2 separate regions of the Homo sapiens genome follow, and region 1 is linked to region 2. The links are chromatin contacts, found by Hi-C in ENCODE. All regions are on one chromosome and are shown on one strand. Each heading gives the region's core, a stretch centred on a gene start or an enhancer-like site at or near the end of the contact. The rest is flanking DNA. Distances are from core to core; before and after follow the strand shown.

Region 1 (3,022 bases), core at 84-2,583, 210 kb after region 2:
GGTGAACTTTCTATAAAGGGAAAGACAGTAAATATTTTAGGCCTGGCTTTCATGTGGTTACTAACCGAACTACTACACTGCTGTCGTAGCATGAGGGCAGCTGTAGGCAGCAGTAAATGAATGAGCATGGCTGTGTTTCAATAAAACTTTATTCACAAACACTGGCAGTTGGATTGGCTTTGGCCCAGCAGTTTGTAGTTTGCCAACCCCCATCTAGATGTGGAGATTCTGAGCTATGGGCATACAGTCTTTGGGGTTGTAAGTCAGTCTTCCCAAGATGAGCTTTTATGTACACTGGGAAGCTGGTGTTGTAAGGGGCCTCAGATAAGCCTAGACTGGTATGAAATCTAGTCCCACCCTCTCATTTTACAGATGAAGCAATAGAAGCTCAGAGAAGTGAAGCAAATCACCCAGAATGAGGCAACAGAACTCATGCTCCTGACACTGAGCCAGGGCACAGCAGTTGCTACATACTTTCTTTGAGTACTTCCAGTATGTTTCCAAGAGCTTTAACAATAATAACACCTAACATACAGATGTTTGCCAGTTTATCATTTAGAATGGTGAGAAAATATATCTTGTTTTATATATGAACAAATTGAAGCTCATAGACTTTCAGTGACCTGCCAGTGGATTCAGCTAGTCATGGATCTAGACACAGACCCATGCCTTTGGACTCTAAGGCTGGCACTATTGTGCTGTAGAAACACGTTCTATAGATAATGCCTCAGCTGCAGAACAGAAGAAGTAGAGAGAAACTGGTAACTTGCCATTGACTCGGTAGCTTTGGTTCTGAATGTATTTCTGGGTAGAGCAATAGAGGGGATCCCTCTTGGTTCCGTCTTTGAAGATTTGATGCTGTGAATTTGGACCTGGCCTGGCAGCAGATCTTAAAGTGACCCCTGCTCTTGAAGTTAAGGATCTCTAGTACTTCCTGGTGCTGCCCCATTAAATGCAAGAATCTGGCATCTACGTAAAACTTTTTTTTTTTTTTTGCATACGTTTTCAGGGATTAGAGAATGCAAGGCACTTGCTGAATAGTGGTCATTAGGTATGGAATAATTCAGGTAGACAAGCTCAGCTTTAGAGATGCTCCCTGCAGCTTTTTTCCTCCCGGGGGAGAGAGGTGGAGAGTAACTGTGTCTTGGTGGTCAGGTACACCTAGCACAGTACAGGGTGCACAGACAGCAGGACACTGCCTGGTTTATATCAGTCCCACCCCTTCCACCCTCTCAGTGACACTCAGTGACACTCTGCCAGGGCAATGGTGCCTGGCGACCTCTTCCCACTCACATTCCTGAGCACTGCTGAACCCAGCCCAGCTAAGCAAAGCCTGCCAAGCAACTCGGCACACAGAGTGCAGTGAACTGCCTAGAAGAATGCAGGGACTGAGGCCAAGGTCTGCTTGGCTTTGTTATCATTTATTTTGGTGTATTTATTTAATTGTATTTGCAATTTCTTCTTCATTTTCCTTCTTTGCTCTTGGATGGCACGTGACAAGGACTTCCTGGCATCACATCTAATTATACTATTTTTAAATTTTCCCTTCACGCCCCATCACTGGCAAATGTTTTTCAAAAAACTTGATGAGATTAAAACTAAATTGACCAGATGGCTTCTTTGCACCTAATTAACACAGTCCACTGGTGCCAGATTTCCAGGGCACAGGGACCCATTATCCTCATGCTTACTTCCTTGAGCTGCACCACTCTGTTCTGCCTTGTATATTTATCAACTCTGGAAATGGATTTAAGGAAATGCACAGGTGTTACTGAGCTAAGAGGAGTCTTGGGGCTTTAGGGTTTGGCAGAGAAATGCAGCAAAATGTGCTGGGAAGAGTCCCTAAGTTGCATGAAGGATCATCTTTTCATCTTCCAATTCTGCTTCCTAAAGCCCAGCTAACAAGGAGAGTAAATGGTCTAGAACTAGAAAGCTAGACCTGGGTTTCATGTTCTGTCCCTGTTGTGTTCATTGTCCAAATTTGTTAGAGGGTATGAGAATTTTCTGGTTAACACTTAGATTCATGCATCCATCCCATATTTTCTAAGTTCCTCTAACATACCAGACACTGAAATAACAGCTGGGGATATCATTACAAATAAGACAGGCAGTCTTTGCCATATCAGAACACATAGTCTATTTGGGGGAAAATATTAAAAAAGGTAGTTCAGGTGTTGTTGCAACCACTTCTTTTCCTTCAAATGGTAGTATTCCATAAACTATAAGGCAATTAAGAGATTTGGAGTATGTCTCTGCAATATCTTCTCCGGGGCCTACAGGGTCATAAGCCTCTCTATTGTTGACAGCCGTGAATGGCCCAGCATCCAAACCTGCCTATGGAGCTGCAGCCCACTTCTCCACTGGATCCAAGAAAGGAATACAGAGGAGCACTCCTTTCCCCACGCAACACAATGGGTTGTGGTACATACGTGACGTTCCTTATGGAAGAGTTGTGGTGATCTCAGAAGGAAACATTCCAACTCAAAAGGACAAAGCCTGAAACTGTACTTAGAACTTCCTATTTTATTACACAAAGGAAAGAGACTTTATCTTGGGCCTTCACAAGGAAGACATCCTTCTCCGACCTGGCTGTCAGGTTCACTTTTATATTCATGTGTATTTCTTCTTTAAGCCTCTCAATCTGCCACCTCTCAAATGTTTTCTCTGGAAAAATACATTTCCTCCACTGGCTGAGGCTCTAGGTTCTTCCTTTCAATCTTCAGTCTCAATTAGCATTAACTAGATGAGCACAGATGTTCACTGACTCTAAGTTTCTCAGGCTACACAGCCCATGAGTGAGTGTGTAAGTAGATCCTGTACCTACCAGTGAAATTGTGACCTGCTGGTTCCCGACTTAAGTGGTATGTTAGCTAAAGATATCACTCTAAGATAAACATAAGCTTTTCTTAGTGTCCAGATAGTTAAATCCCATGATGGAAAAATAATATTTCTGTATTAGCAGGCCTTTCTGGCTTAGTCCCTTGGGAATGATAGGACCTCATTAGTGGGTGAAAGGGCCCCA
Region 2 (3,014 bases), core at 466-2,965:
GGTCAAGGGTCAAATGAGATAATTTCATGGAGGAAGCCTGGCCCGATTTTTCTACTGTTTGCTGGAAGACAGCCTCTTCCTCTTGTAACTGCAGCCCCAGAACCTGATCTCCACATCCCTGCCAGGCAGGTAGCTGTGTACAAGGGCTCATCTTCCTGCCCCCAACCCCAGCTCTGATTTGCTTATTCAGGTGGTGTAAATACTTCTACCAGGACCTATTTCAAGCCATTGTGATGTCCCTGACTGGGGAGATGCAGGGCAGCACACCATTTAATATTTCCCTCACATTTCCACCCCATTCTGCACTCTTTTCTGGGAGTTGCTGTCTCAGAGGGTTGGCGGTTCTGGTGGCTCAAGACCATAAGTAATTATCAAATACTTAGGAAGCGACGGGTTTTGAGTATTTATTACCTTTTAAAAATGTACTTTGTGGCTAGGCATGGTGGCTCACGCCTGTAGTCCCCGCACCGGGAGGCCGAGGTGGGTGGATTGCTTGAGCTCAGGAGTTCAAGACCAGCCTGGGCAACACGGCGAAACCCAGTCTCTACCAAAAATACACACACACACACACACACACACACACACACACACACACACACACAAATTGGCCTAGCGTGGTGTCGTGTGTCTGTGGTCGCAGTTACTCAGGAGACCAAGGTAGGAGGTAGGAAACCAAGGTAGGAGGATCACCCGAGGTCGGTAGTTCGAGACCAGCCTGACCAACATGGAGAAACCCTGTCTTTACTAAAAATACAAAATTAGCTGGGCGTGGTGGTGCATGCCTGTAATTCCAGCTACTTGGGAGGCTGAGACAGGAGAATGGCTTGAACCCGGAAGGCGGAGTTTGCGGTGAGCTGAGATCGCGTCATTGCACTCCAGCCTGGGCAACAAGAGCAAAACTCCGTCTCAAAAAAAAAAAAATATATATATATATGTGTGTGTGTGTGTGTGTGTGTGTATGTATATATATATATGTATGTGTATATATATGTATGTGTGTGTGTGTGCATATATATATATACACTTTGTTTAATTGTAAGTGTGTTTAGTTTAATTTTTAATAATGTCCGTGATTAACAGCTGGCTGGCAAGATTCCTGAGAACTGAAGAGTTTGCCCCAGCCCATCCAGCACACCATGGGCCCAGGGCAGACCTTGGGGCTAGGCGGTCTTGGGTTCCAGAGGGCTCCCATGCCCCTGTCCTATTGCTCTTCTGGCAATAGGACATTTACGCGGGGGGGGGGGTGGTTCTTGATTCTGGGTCTTTTAGGGGACTCTGTGATTAAGAAACAGCAGGGATGTTGCAACAGCAGGGATGAGGTGGGCCTGGGGACGGGTCAGTGAAGGGTCTTCATTCCTAGCTGCTGACCTGATCTGCCCTGAGATAAAAGACTAAGACCCAGAGAGTGAACGCTGTCCGCGGGGGCAGAAGCGAGTGAGGCGTCGGGACAGTGGGGCATAACCAAGAGCAAAACGCAAACTGAGACTTCAGCGCCGGTTTCTCGGGCCAGCCCACGCCTCCTGCCTCAGCTCAATGCCACTCCCTCCCCGCCAAGTGGCTCTCCGCTCTGGAGGCGGGACCGAGTTCTCCGGTGGCCCCTGGAGGCTCCGGCAGCGAGCTCTGGGAGGCTGGGAGGGGAGTGAGGGGAGGGGCGCTGACTGGGCCGTCCAAAGAGGAGGGGGCCTTTAATAGGCTCGCCCAGCGCCTGGCTTGCTGCGCTGCGAGTGGCTGCGGTTGCGAGAAGCCGCCCGGCACCTTCCGCTAGTTCTCGGCTGCAAATCTTCGTCCTTGCACTTGACAGCGATTGTACTTAAGCTCCCAGGGCGCGCTTTGCTTGGAAAGGCACAGGTAGGAAGCGCGGGCTGCCGGGTGCACGCTCGCCGCCCTGGGAGGAGTCTCCCTCCCTTGGCTCTCCTTTCTGGGAACTGCCGGCTGTCCCGTAGCGTTGGCGGTTCCAGAGTGCGGGCTGCACGGAGACCGCGGCAGCGGCCGGAGAGCCCGGCCCAGCCCCTTCCCACAGCGCGGCGGTGCGCTGCCCGGCGCCATGCTTCTGCTGGGCATCCTAACCCTGGCTTTCGCCGGGCGAACCGCTGGAGGCTCTGAGCCAGAGCGGGAGGTAGTCGTTCCCATCCGACTGGACCCGGACATTAACGGCCGCCGCTACTACTGGCGGGGTCCCGAGGACTCCGGGGATCAGGGACTCATTTTTCAGATCACAGCATTTCAGGAGGACTTTTACCTACACCTGACGCCGGATGCTCAGTTCTTGGCTCCCGCCTTCTCCACTGAGCATCTGGGCGTCCCCCTCCAGGGGCTCACCGGGGGCTCTTCAGACCTGCGACGCTGCTTCTATTCTGGGGACGTGAACGCCGAGCCGGACTCGTTCGCTGCTGTGAGCCTGTGCGGGGGGCTCCGCGGAGCCTTTGGCTACCGAGGCGCCGAGTATGTCATTAGCCCGCTGCCCAATGCTAGCGCGCCGGCGGCGCAGCGCAACAGCCAGGGCGCACACCTTCTCCAGCGCCGGGGTGTTCCGGGCGGGCCTTCCGGAGACCCCACCTCTCGCTGCGGGGTGGCCTCGGGCTGGAACCCCGCCATCCTACGGGCCCTGGACCCTTACAAGCCGCGGCGGGCGGGCTTCGGGGAGAGTCGTAGCCGGCGCAGGTCTGGGCGCGCCAAGCGTTTCGTGTCTATCCCGCGGTACGTGGAGACGCTGGTGGTCGCGGACGAGTCAATGGTCAAGTTCCACGGCGCGGACCTGGAACATTATCTGCTGACGCTGCTGGCAACGGCGGCGCGACTCTACCGCCATCCCAGCATCCTCAACCCCATCAACATCGTTGTGGTCAAGGTGCTGCTTCTTAGAGATCGTGACTCCGGGCCCAAGGTCACCGGCAATGCGGCCCTGACGCTGCGCAACTTCTGTGCCTGGCAGAAGAAGCTGAACAAAGTGAGTGACAAGCACCCCGAGTACTGGGACACTGCCATCCTCTTCACCAGGCAGGTGAGTTGATCTG

Evidence for each region. Hi-C counts contacts between places; a loop is a spot of excess contacts on that map. Pooled maps may share reads with other maps.
Region 1: a map of heart right ventricle shows a loop between it and region 2 (5-fold over the local background). The contact joins the enhancer-like site here to the promoter of ADAMTS15 in region 2. A Hi-C loop is called at or near these places in 20 of 168 maps with a recorded cell type or tissue (Right ventricle myocardium inferior, Right ventricle myocardium superior, aorta and 7 more) and 13 of 50 pooled maps.

The regions. Positions count from the first base shown.
Region 1 is chr11:130,652,743-130,655,764 of GRCh38, forward strand. No RefSeq gene overlaps it. Among named protein-coding and RNA genes, the nearest start is that of MIR8052, 12 kb to the right of the region's middle. Within about 2 kb of position 1,334, at least 16 of the 41 ENCODE cell types and tissues checked have a DNase peak (open chromatin) inside an H3K27ac peak, as active enhancers do; they include heart right ventricle, where a contact is called at or near this core.
Region 2 is chr11:130,446,930-130,449,943 of GRCh38, forward strand. ADAMTS15 (ADAM metallopeptidase with thrombospondin type 1 motif 15) reads left to right here and starts at 1,716. Exons shown (of 8, transcript NM_139055.4): 1 at 1,716-3,001. The coding sequence starts at 2,045.